Regions from separate parts of the Mus musculus genome. Here region 1 is linked to region 2. Evidence: chromatin contacts called from ENCODE POLR2A ChIA-PET data. All regions are on one chromosome and are shown on one strand. Each heading gives the region's core, a stretch centred on a gene start or an enhancer-like site at or near the end of the contact. The rest is flanking DNA. Distances are from core to core; before and after follow the strand shown.

Region 1 (6,179 bases), core at 3,017-5,516, 130 kb before region 2:
CAGAGCCAACAAGCAAGCCTGATCTAGAATTTATCTCCCTTTTCACTTATTAAAAGAGCACTTTGCTGTGTGATGGTGGTGAATGACTTTAATCCCAGCACAAGGGAGGCAGAAGCAGGTAGATCTTTGAGTTTGAGGCCAGCCTGTACACAAAGTAAGACCCAGGACAGCCAGGGCTACATAGTGAAACCCTGTCTCATAAAAATAAGTAAACAAATGAGAGAAAGAGCGAAACTATACTTAATGTTAACCAAGTCTCCACATGTATGTACACACATGCACCAGTATCCATATGCATGTCTGAGTGCAGACACACACAGAAACATGCAAACTCTCCCTTTAAACTCATAGCCTCCCTCCTGGGTATCCCGTTGTCCTTACTCTCACACCTCACACTCTGTGTGTGTGTGTGCATGCACACATGCATATATGGATGTAATAAGTCTACAAATAGGCATATGACAATAAACACCAAAAAGGATGCTAAATGTTTTTATTTTGTCTATTAGTGGCTCACTAAGAAGCTAGCTGGCCAGCATGCTCTCAGGATCCAGCTGTTTCTGGGCATACCCTCCCCACACCCACAGAGCTGGTGGTACAACCATGCCTGGCTTCCAACTCAGGTCCTCATATTTGCAAAGCTAGCTGCTTACCTACAATGTATCATCTCCCCAGGACCTACACCCTCTAACCTATAAAACTCTTAGTTCAGTCCCTAGTGCATTGAAACTACTGTTATCAAGCTTCCCTTTGCCAGACCGTCCCACTTCTATGTGTCCCTGCTATGACCTCCCACAGCATGAGATGCTTTCATGAAACTGCTGCGCTTGTTTCCTCTTAGTGACTCCTCCTTCACTCTGCTCCACTCAGATCTCAGACTGTGCTGGCTCTACTCTCTACAACTTCCACCATCATATACCAATGACCATTCCTATTTCAAGGCTTACCTGTCCTCCTGTCCAAGAGGCTCCTTGATGTCCCTCTCCATTTGCACGTAGGGAAAACCCCTTAATAGCGCTATGTTCAAAATCCACTTACCCAACCTTCTCCATCTCAAGAAACTGCAATGCCACAAACCCAAGTTCTTTGACTTATTTACTTTTCGTTAGTTTACATTTGTGTAGCATTCCATGGATTCTGGCCTTTGCACGATGGCTGCTACCATTTCTACAGGGCCGAGACTTATCTCTCCACAGAAGACTTATCTCTCAGCACAATTCTCTGCTTTTGTTTGGTCTGCTCCAGGAGTCACTGTGTTACTTTCTGATACACATAAGCACATCTCTTTGTCTTAGTAGAATTAAGTCTCCTCTCAGATACCAGCACCTTCAATTTGAAGAAGAGCTGGATGCTCTCTGCTTCTAGAACCTCACTTATCCAGCAAAAACTGGCCTTGTACCACAGTCTTCCAGATACTGGCTTTTAGAAATCCTGCTCCCAGGAGACCTCCACAGACACCAAGATGAACCCCAATTTTTTAAAAAGACAACAAAAATCTTACCAACACTTTTTTTTTTTTTTGCTAGTAAGAAAAGGATGTTTTAGCAAAAACAAAACAGAACAAAAAACAAACAAACAAACAAACAAAAAAACACCCAGGCTAGAGAATCTCTTTTGTTGTGAACACAACTTCTTTGGTAAGAGGCCAGGCATAGTGGTACAGACTTTTACTGGAGGCACAGGTAGGAAAGCAAGAGGATGGTGAGTCTGAAGCCAACCTGGGCTACACAGTGAGACCCTATCTCAAAAAAAGGAAAGAATTAGAAAGGAGGAAACTCTGGTATCCTTACTTTTGAATATAATCTAATCATCCTCTTTAGTACTAAAGACTGAACTTAGGGTCTTGGTCATGATCAACAACTCCCTAGTGCTGAACTACAGTCTCACTTCTTATTGTTCATTTTCAGATGTAGTTATGGTATGACTGTCTTGTCTTCATGGTATATATGTGGAGTACATGTGTGCTTGATGTTCATGGCGGTCAGATCCACTGGAATCGAGTCATGAGTCACCATGTAGATGCTGGGAATAGAATCCAGGTCTTTTGCAAAAGCACCAGGTGTTCCTAACTACTGAGCCATCTCACCAGCCCCCTGCATCCCCCTCACATTTTAAAAAAAGATTTATTTACTATGTACACAGTGTTCTGCCTGCATGTACACCTGCACACCAGACGGGGGCACCAGATTTCATTGTAGATGGTCAGGAGTCACTATAGGGTTGCTGGGAATTGGACTCAGGACTTCTGGAAGAGCACCAGTGCTCTTAATCTCTGAGCCATCTCTCCAGTCACTCCTCCCTTACTTTTAAAAATAAAACGTTTTATTTTAAGCTGTGTTATGGTGGTGCACGCCTCGGGAGGCAGAGGTAGGAAGAGCTCTGAGTTCAAAGCCAGCCTTGTCTATAGAGCAAGTTTCAGGACAGCCAGGACTATACAAGAAACCTTGTCTCAGGAAAAACAAAAACAAAAACAAAACAACCAACAAACTAAACCAACTTTTTATTTTAGACACGATTTGCCTACAATTCCCTCTACAGCCTAGGCAAGCCTGAAGCAACAAACCTCCTGCCTCAATCTCCCAAGCTAGAATTAGAGGTCACACACCAAGGCCAGTTTTACTTTTGGATAAACGTTAACTTAAAGCCAAATCCTTTACAGGCATTATTCTAAAACCTAGGATTAGCCGGGCAGTGGTAGTGCACGCCTTTAATCCCAGCACTCGGGAGGCAGAGGCAGGCGGATTTCTGAGTTCGAGGCCAGCCTGGTCTACAGAGTGAGTTCCAGGACAGCCAGGGCTATACAGAGAAACCCTGTCTCGAAAAACCAAAATAAATAAATAAATAGTAAAAATAAACAAACAACCCCCCCCCAAAAAAAAACCCTAGGACTAAATTAATGAAATAAGACAGAATTGGAATTTATAGTTGGGTGTGGCCCGGGCAAAGTGCAAAGTTAACAGAATAACTATATAAACTGAGATGCTGAATAATGACAGAAGAGCAATTCCAAATATTAAAGCAAAACCGCGAGCAAAAGCATACGGGTATATCAAGAACACCTATATGTCTACTGAGATGACTTGCGTCTTAGAAGACAGAATAAGCAGAATTGCTCCTGCCCTCAGCCTACGGAAACAACACATAAAGTAGAGGGGTGACGAGTTAAGGAAGAGTTGAGAAGCGTGAGAAGCGACATTAACAAGCCGAATTTTCACTCCCTCGGGACTCAGGGCAAGGAAACCAGGTCCCCGCACCTCCTGCTGCCAAGGCAACGGACCTGAACTGAGGAGACAAGCTTCTCTCTCTGCCGGCTCGGTAGAGGAATGAACCCTAGACCTCATGTCAGTCACCACTCACACTTCACAGCCATAGAGCTTGAGAGACTCATACGTACCAGCTCTACTGAGATGAGAACAGAACCAACACTCCAATGGGCCTGTTCAAAAAGAAAGTTCCCTTTCCCCTCAGCAGCTCCTTTTGAACCCTCAGCATCACCGATGGGCCGGAGCGACCTCTGTCCTTTTTCCCCCCATAGGGACTCCGGTTGATGGACTCCTTCCTAGTACACAGCAAGGAGACCTGGTACTAGGCACCTGCTAGCTGAAAAGCCGGCATACCCCAAAGGAGAAAAGTGGGAGAGAAAGGAGAGGGGCGCAAGAAAAAAAGAGTAAGGGTGAGGACAGAGGAAGTTCCCAGAGAAGCAAATAATGATACTACAGGCCAACAATCTCCAAGCCGGCTCTTACCGTCTGTGGGAGACGCCATCTTCCAGCCCATGTCACGTGACGTAACCAACCGTCGGCGGGAAAGCGAGGATCCGCAAGCCACGCCCCTAGCAGGGATAACCTATCCTTAGCTCACAGCCCGGTCTCGTTTCCCTACTTCATAGGGTAACATTTGCCTAGTCCCACCCCAGACAGCAGCCCCACCCACGGAGTGGTTAAAGTGGAACGCAGGCAAAATTCTTCAAGGACCTTATTTACTTTCCTTAGCAAGGGGGCGGGACCTTAGAGAGCCTACCTACAGCCAATCGGAGTTCCCGGTTAGGGGGCGTCTTCCCTGTGTGCTTACTATGCAGTACCAAGTCGAGGGGGCGTCTCCATATTTCCGCCAACAAAAATAGGATAAAGTGAGAGAAGCCCAGAACGCTTCCACCTTTGACCAATCACCTATTCCCAGGGGTGGGAATGATGGGTGGAGTCAAAGATTCCGACAAGTGATTGGTTATAGGAAGTGGCCCTTCCCTCCAATGGAGAGGCTCGGTCGTGTTCTGGGCGTGGCTTAACGGTGTTGCTTCAAGGGAGGCACTGGCAGCCGAGACGCAGGCGAGCTGGGCAGAGTCGGTGAGCCATGGCGGCGGCAGTGGCGGCAGCGGCAGCAATGCGGTCCCGGATCCTGCAGGCGAGTGAGGGTGGCGACGAGGGACCATGATGTTAGAAATGGGTCCTTTCCGCCCCGTCTCTAAACCATGCTTCTGCCGGACAGACTTCTTGGCCCAGCCCCTTCTTTGCAGCCCCTTGTGTTCCACCAGACCCGTGCGTCAGGGCTGTCACTCTGTACCGCCTGGCCCCGAGATTCAGCCCCGGACGGTCACGCCTGCTCCCCACTCCCCTTTACTCCTGAGCCTTTTCTTTTTTAGCTTTGACCCACCCACCTCCAGTCCAGCTCAGTCCTTGCTGTCACATGCTGGCTTGCTTTCTCTTTTTTGGTTCCTCCCACGGTCTCTCTTTCACCTCTGTACCAGCCACCTCTGTGCCCCAGAAACTCCTCCTTTTGGTCGCTGTACATAGAGTACTTTCCTTTGCCAGGAGCGTCCCTTCCCCCCATCCAGCCTCTATGTGAGGCAAGAGGGGATGGGAGCTCATTAAGGACATGGAACTAAGATCAGAGAAGGAACTTTGAATCTCCTAGACATGTACCCTAGGTTTTCATATCAAAAAGGCAGCCATTTGTTAGTTTTCACAAACATTCTGGCTTTTAGTGTTTTTCCCAAGCCCTGGGCCAAGTTAAACTTTCTCAGCGAAGTTAAACTTTTGGAGGTAAATAAGGGCATGTGGTTTTGCTAATACTGCTTCATTCAAAAGACTAAACATTCCCCCAGACAGGTGGTAGAAAATAAGAGCCTAGGAAGACACCTTCCGAAAATCAGTTCTCAAGTGCCGACATATCCTCTTCTAGGCTGCAGTTGGAACCCCACGGACGCCGCGCAAGGGAAGTTGTAGAGTTCCAGAAGCTGTATGCCGGCGATCCCCAGCTTTGATTATAGCTTTTCCCTGTGTTTGCATCTTAGCATGGACTTAGAATCTGAGGCAAGACTTGCTCTGTTCCTGGCAAGATTCATAATCCAGTATTAAGCGACACTATCTCTTACTCATCCAGCCTAGGAATGTCTCCTGTTGCACTTTTATATAAACTTTAATTTCTTTCTACTCATCAGGTTTTTAGGAGATCTACTGCAGAAATGTGTGCATGTGTTTGATTCTTGGTGGAGTCCCCAAAGGGTCAGGTTTGAATGTCATTTAATGGGACAGTGTAGAGAATGAGCTGGAGGTCTTTGGAGGTTGGCGTGACCTCACTCCCCTACTTCTGTTCTGGTATCTTTTCCTAGTAACAGATAGAGCATTTCCTCTCTAGGTTTTCTATTCCCAACCTCTTAAAATCCTTTATATATATAAAAAAAAAATCTCTCCCCTCTCGTCATTACCCCATCACCATGAGTCAATGAAAATCCTGAGGTATTTTGTCTTTTGCATAAAAGCAGAATTTCTCCTTTTTTGGAAGAAATACTTTTTTTTTCTTTCTAAAAACCAAATTGTAGAAACCTCTGAACTGACTTGGAAAAAGACCAGAAATAGTTCTTAAACAATTAGTTACTGTAATCTGACACTTTGATAAAGGCTAATCTATGTGATCATATGGTACATGTATGCAGGCCTAGTTTTTGGAGAAACACAGGCAGGAAAATCTCTTGAGACCTTCACAACCAGCCTGAGAAGGGAACCCTCCAGAGAGCAGGAGAGGAAATGAGGAGAGCAGTTAAATAAGAGGATGAAAGGCAACATTGTATACTGACATGCCTGAAGACACTTCAATGAAACCTAGTAATCAGTCAATGGTTACAAAACAAAACAAAACCTCAACAAAAATGCTTTCTAAAATCAAATGCAGAGCTAGAGAGG
Region 2 (6,291 bases), core at 624-3,123:
CTGCTTATGCCTCACAGTACCGAGATTAAAGGTGTGTACCACCATACTTGGCTAATTTTACATTTTCCCAAAAAGAAACCCTGACGTCACTACCCACTTCTAAATTAGTCATTATTGTGAGTTTAAATGACTGCCATACAGGTTTCCAGTGAGCACTGGATAAATATTCAGACAATAATTCAGAGGATAAATAACATGACAAATGATACCCAATTCCCTACCCCTTCACTCTGACTTTTCAATTCCAAACTTTCATTAACTGCTTATGGACTAATTCTGCATATATATCCTCAGCATGTCAAACCAAACCATGTCTAAACACGGATTATCATCTCCCCTACCAAACCTGTTCTTCTTGAATTATCTTTTATTTATTGCCCAATCTTCCCACTCAGCTGCAAATTTTACCTAGCAGTGCCTCTCATCCTACATGTTTTAATAATCCCAGCAATTAATAATAACCAGACCCCAAAGTGACTCCTGTGATGCTGTTTAGATTTCTCAGTATCTTTCTGCTTGTCACTCTCCATATGCAGTTTAGTATCTCAGAATAATGGCCAGCCCTTAACGGTAAACCTCTTCACTGACATACTCCTCCCCCCACTGCCCCCCCAAAAAAAACCTTAGAAATTGTGGGATTTACCTAAATTTGACACCTACTGGGATACAAAGCTCAAATTAGAACCACATTTTCTGATGCTTGGCTGCCCTGTATCTGCCACAAAGTGTAATTTCTCAACGCCAAACACCCAGAATTGCGCGTTTTGACCTCAAACTATGTTTTATTCTCTTTACATATGTTCCACTGATCTTTGTGTCTAATGTAATGTAAATGTATGAACTCTTAACCCCAAATCAATAATATTTCACTCCCAAATGGTTCCTAAGTACATCTCAGAGCCTCATGAGCAAGTGAGATAAAGTTTAATAAACTAATTGGATCGTCTTCTTTTGAGAAACTTCAGAGAACAAGTTGAACGAGCAAAACACATCCTGGCTGCAAACACTCGCTGCCCACACACGGGCCTGAGGTGACAGGCAAAGGAGACCCCAGAGGTCCGGCTCTGGTCCGCAGACGTCCCTTCCCTATTCCAGCCCAAGGCAGAGAGTGGACCCAGGAAAGGTGCCGGCAGCCCTGGGTGAAACGCGGGCAGGGCACCGCTGTCAACCCTTCCCGCCAGCACAAAGGCCTCAGCCGAAGGCCCTTAGGTCTGCGGGCGGGCCCAGCCGCGGGTGCAGTCCGGAGCCTCCGCCCGGGGGACTCGCTGACTCCCGCGTTCTGGGGGGGCAGGCTGGTCTCCAAGCTCCCTCCCTCAAGAACAAGCAAAGGAGGAGAAACGGTGCGCCCCAGATCCCCAAAGGGGTTAGGGCCGCAGCCGCCGGGCTTCGGACCGGTCGCTCCCCGCCCGCTAGACGCCTGGGGGAGTCTGGGGGGACGGCTTCCTTGCGCCCTTCGGGGGCGAACCCGGCTCTAGATCCCCAGACCCCATAAGTGGCTTCCTTTCTCGGCGGGACCACCTACCCGAGCGGGGGTGGCTACACTAGCCTGGAGCTCACCTTCCAGTCTCGGGCAGCCGTCCGTCCGTCAGTCAGCCCCGAATCCCGTCCACACACGGCGTCTTCCGGCTCCCGCCGGAAGCAGCTCCAGAGCGGGACAGGAAGTTTGGCCGCCCCCCATCAACATACCCACTCGCTTTCTTCTCCGCCCGCGGGTGTTTCTCAGGAGGAGGCGCTGACTCTTGGGCCGCTGCTTGAGAGCGATCCTTCGCTCCCCGCTACATACACACGCATACACAGCCCGAGACACACACAGGGTTCCCTCCCGGCCGAGGAACCGCAGCGCCCCGTCCCCTCCTGTCTGCCCTTCAGGGTTCTCAGGTCCGCGAAATCTGAAACCAGGTCAGTGCAGTCTAGCCGTGACGTCACTGCCTTCCCGCTGAGCGGAGCTGTTCAGCAGGGGCCGCGGCGGCTGGGATGGGTGAGACGGCGCGGGGTGGAGGGTAGCTTTCTCCGGAGCTGAGGACCTGTGACAGCTCCCGAAACACCAAAAGCCCATGAAGAGCACCTGAAATGTTCATGGCCCAAAGAGGGACCTGGAAATCAAGCCTTGCATTGCCCCTAGGACTGGGTGTGAATTTAGGCACACGTACAGCGTTAGAAACATTTAAGAATTCTCCAGAGATCTTGGATGCACTGACTGAGGGCTCAGATAACTAAGTTCCAAGCTGGATAATAGTTCTTGTTGAAACTTTCGAGTTTGACTGCATGAAACTTAAGATCTGCAGTGGTGGCACACGCCTGTAACTCCAGCAATCCCAGTACTCCAGGAGTTCCCGGTGAACGAGGGCTACATAGTTGAGACCTTGTCCAAAAAAACAAAAAACAACAACAACAACAAAACATGATGCGGTGTGGAAGAGTAGGGGACTAAAGATAGTGCCTGTGAGATATAATGTTCTCTGAAGGCGCTCATTTTCAAGTTAGAGATAAGCCAGGAGTCTGGATGAGCTAGGGAGTCATAGTTTTGGTACAAAATGTTCCGGGAGAAAACATTTCCTCGATACAGTTTGTCCTGCGCACTGAGAAGCATGACTGTGATCCCATTTGAGGATGGCCATGACAAGGACAACTGGCCTACACAGTATCTGGGACAAAAATCTTGGGGTGGCAAGGAGATGTTTACTAGGAGCTAAAATCCTAAAATTTAAGAAAGGATTAAAAAACAAAGATTTACCAGTTACCACTATATGAAGAGATGAAGAACTGTTCAGAAAGAAAAACTGGGGTCCAGAGAAAGTATGTAAAACAAGGTTAGAACGCTGCAAAATTTGATTTAGTGGCTGCTAATTTGTTTTGCCTCTAAAATATATTGACTGTAAAAAAAAAAAGTGGTCATAAGTCATACTCAGAAAACATCTCCAGTTTTATTTTTCTAAAGGTTGAGAAAATTAAGAAAACAAATGTGATACATCAGTATATCTGGAATAGTCATGTCTATAACCATTGGTTAATTTACTTAATCCTATAGCTTTCTGGAGCTTGATTACTTGGGGCTTGTTGTGGGAAGGTACCATTGGGGATTGACCTCAGAGCCCCTAGAGTACTGATCAGTGTTCTGCCCTGACCACTCCGACTCACTTTCATCAGTGAAACTCTTAGTGATGTTTATATCTATTAGTTCTCCAAAGTATAAGCCCAGAATGGGGATACAGGCCTTTAACACTGGCACTCGGAGGCAGACAGCCAAGTGGATATCTTTGAGTTCCAGGCCAGCCTGGATTACATAGCAAGCTACCTAACAGACTCTTGTCTTTAAAAAAAAATTCCTAAAATAAACACAAGCTTTTATCAGCACGTAGTAAGTTGTTAGGCTTGCTACTCAATTAGTTGTTTGGCAGAACACAAACATCATCCCTGGATGTAAACCTTGTCTCTGGAGACTCCCAACCACTCATTTATCTTCTCAGACCACTCCCAGCCCAAAACGTCCTACCCCAAACTGTTCCACAATCTGTAAATACTCCCAATGCTGCCCGAAATCCTATGTACTTATGCCATTAAGTACAGACAGGCTGGAGAGGTGGCCAACACTAAGAGCATCTCCTGCTCTACCAGAGGATCTGCATTCTAGAACCCAGCACTCACATGGTGGCTTCAGACTCTCTCCAGTTCCAGGGGATCCAATGCCCCAATACCCTCTCCAGCCACTCTCCACTGTAGGCACCAGACATGCATGTGGTGTACAGACAAACATTCGGGTAAAGACTTTTAAAGTCTCTCATCAAAAATATGGAAAGGCTTTCTCAATTCTAATACTCAGTTTAAGAATGGTAAAAATGTTACCAGTTCAACAAATGTTAACTGCTTCTCACCTTAGAATTCGTAGACTGTTTATTCAGTTCTAAAAGTAATTTAAAGATATATATATATATATATATGATCCACTAATAGTTGGGGTTAAAAACCACCCAGGTTTTTTAAATATTTGATACAAATATATGTAATATTAATTTTCACAAACAAAATTAGCCACATATTAGTGAGTGACAGCTGCCTGGCATCCCAGCAGGCTCAGCAGTGGGAGACCTGAGGAGTCAGTCCAGCCTGAGCTAAACTAACAGACCCATCTCCAAAACAATATTATTAGTTATTATAAGAAAAATAATCAGGCATAGTGGTACATGCCTACAATTCCAGGACTTAGGAGACAGAGCCCCAGGATCACAAGTTGGAGGCCAGTGTGGATGTCATATAGAGATCTTGCCTCAAAAACAAAGTAAAAAAGACAGAAAAACAAGTAATACTAACTTCAATCTAGTGTGGCATTGGTTCTCAACCTTCCTAATACACCCACCCTTTAATACAGTCTCTCATGTTGTGGTGACCCCCAACCATAAAATTATTCGGTTATTACCTTATAACTGTAATTTTGCTGTTATGAATAATAATGTAAATATCTGTTATGCGAGATATCTGATATGTAACTCCTCCGGAGGGGCCGTAACCCACAGCTTGAGAACTCCTGTATTATGGCAGGCAATCACATGTTAAATGTAGAGTGAATATGATATGGAAGATAAAGTGGTTATACAACAAAGAAAATATTATCACACTAGAATCAAGAACTATCTGTACAGAAAGATTATTTTTAAATGCATGTTAAGAATCTTTGTGGGAAGTGAAAAATGGAGGGCTTCCTTGATGAAGACACACCAAGACTACAGAGAAGAATCTTCTGAAATGCAGACGATCTGTTTCCCTACGTTGCCCCCTGTCATCATGGACTGGAATGCAACTGAAAGAAAAACAAAACTTGTTGTCTGAAAAGAGAAATGTTACTATATGTCTGTTAGAAGTCTAACATATAAAATTAGTTTGAATAATTTCTTCTGTGATTTTACTTTTAAGGTGTGTTTGTTTGTTTGTTTGTTTGTTTTGTGGCTGGGTGGTGGTGGTGGTGGTGCATGCCTTTAATCCTAGCACTGAGAGTTTGAGGCCAGCCTGGTCTACAGAGTGAGTTCCAGGACAGCCCAGACTAACCAGTGAAAGCCTGTTGGGGGATGTGGGGGGTATTTTTATGTGGAGCTGGAGAGATGGCTTAGTGTTTGAGAGTGCTTGTCACTCTTGCAGAGGACATGGGTTCAGTTCTCAGCATTCACATGATAGCTTACAACCATTCCTATTCCTGGCAGCAGCTCTAGAGGATCCAACACTGTCTTCTGAACTTAATGAGCACCATGCATGCATATGGTGTAGACCAGGCTGGCCTTGAACTCATATAGATAGATCCACCTGTTTCCGCCTCCTGTGCTGGAATTAAAGGCATGCAACACCATCACCCAGCTTCTCTATGGTTTTTGGTTTTGATTTGTTTTATTTAATACTACATACAGAAGAAAACGCTCATGGTGTATGCATGAAAACCAGCGTTCTGGAGTTAAGCTAGAGGATCGTGAGTTAAGGCCAGTCTGGGCTATAGAACAAGACTCTAAAACAACCAGAAAGAGGTGGGCAGGAGAGAGCACACTGCCTCCCTCAGATACAGTCTATATCTTAGAAACCTAGGGAAAGTTCCATTGAACAGTGAGCTTGGATGTTGGGGACCTGCCCCAGGCTGGCCTGAAGAAAGAATTAATGCATTTTGAAATGTGAGAAAAGGAAGAGGAGAGGGAAAGGAGATCTCGCTTCAAACAAACACAGACAAAAGGTACAAGTAAGATACAAAGCAATCCAATCAACATCCTGAAAAGCTGTGGCTGGGCTGAGGACACAGCTCAGGCAGTAACGTGCCACCTGCCTAGCCTAGGAGCAGCTGAGTTAACCCAGCACTGCATACAGGGATTGTGATTCTTACCTGTTGTTCCTGGGGCAGGACGGTAAAGAGTTCAGGATCATCCTAGCTTTACTGAAAGAAACCTAGCCTCCAAAAGACTGAAAAATAACAAGAACCCCACTGCTGTTTAAAGGGGACGTGTCTAACCTGTATCCATAACAGTACAGACTCTGAGTAAAGGCAAATAAATATGGGGCCAAAATGTCAGCAAAAACAATTTAAATAATTCAGAATGTTAGAAACTTAACAAGCTTTATGAGTAAATACAGCATATACTTGTTAAGCCAAATGAGTAAAATTTATGTTGAAATACAAAATCTCAGTTTGGAATATATTAATTTTTTTTTCAAAAAAGGAAAAAATCAGTTTGCTTTAAGCCTTTTCATTTGAAATGAACAAGAGAATGTCTAAGTCTATGTTAGGCAAAAAAGAAAACAAAAGTGGGGCTGGTGAGATGG

The links. ChIA-PET counts read pairs that join two places held with the same protein, here RNA polymerase II (POLR2A).
Region 1: POLR2A ChIA-PET joins it to region 2 with 23 read pairs in embryonic stem cell. The contact joins the promoter of Aldh6a1 here to the promoter of Zfp410 in region 2. POLR2A ChIA-PET finds 5 or more read pairs at or near these places in 4 of 5 experiments (Patski and embryonic stem cell).

Annotation. Positions count from the first base shown.
Region 1 is chr12:84,449,111-84,455,289 of GRCm38, reverse strand. Aldh6a1 (aldehyde dehydrogenase family 6, subfamily A1) reads left to right here and starts at 4,266. Exons shown (of 12, transcript NM_134042.3): 1 at 4,266-4,401. The coding sequence starts at 4,351. Lin52 (lin-52 homolog (C. elegans)) reads right to left here and starts at 3,782. Exons shown (of 6, transcript NM_173756.4): 1 at 3,747-3,782. The coding sequence starts at 3,777.
Region 2 is chr12:84,312,441-84,318,731 of GRCm38, reverse strand. It overlaps Zfp410 (zinc finger protein 410), which reads right to left and starts at 1,873. Exons shown (of 12, transcript NM_144833.4): 1 at 1,558-1,873. It overlaps Ptgr2 (prostaglandin reductase 2), which reads right to left. Exons shown (of 10, transcript NM_029880.3): 10 at 2,900-4,795. The coding sequence ends at 4,719.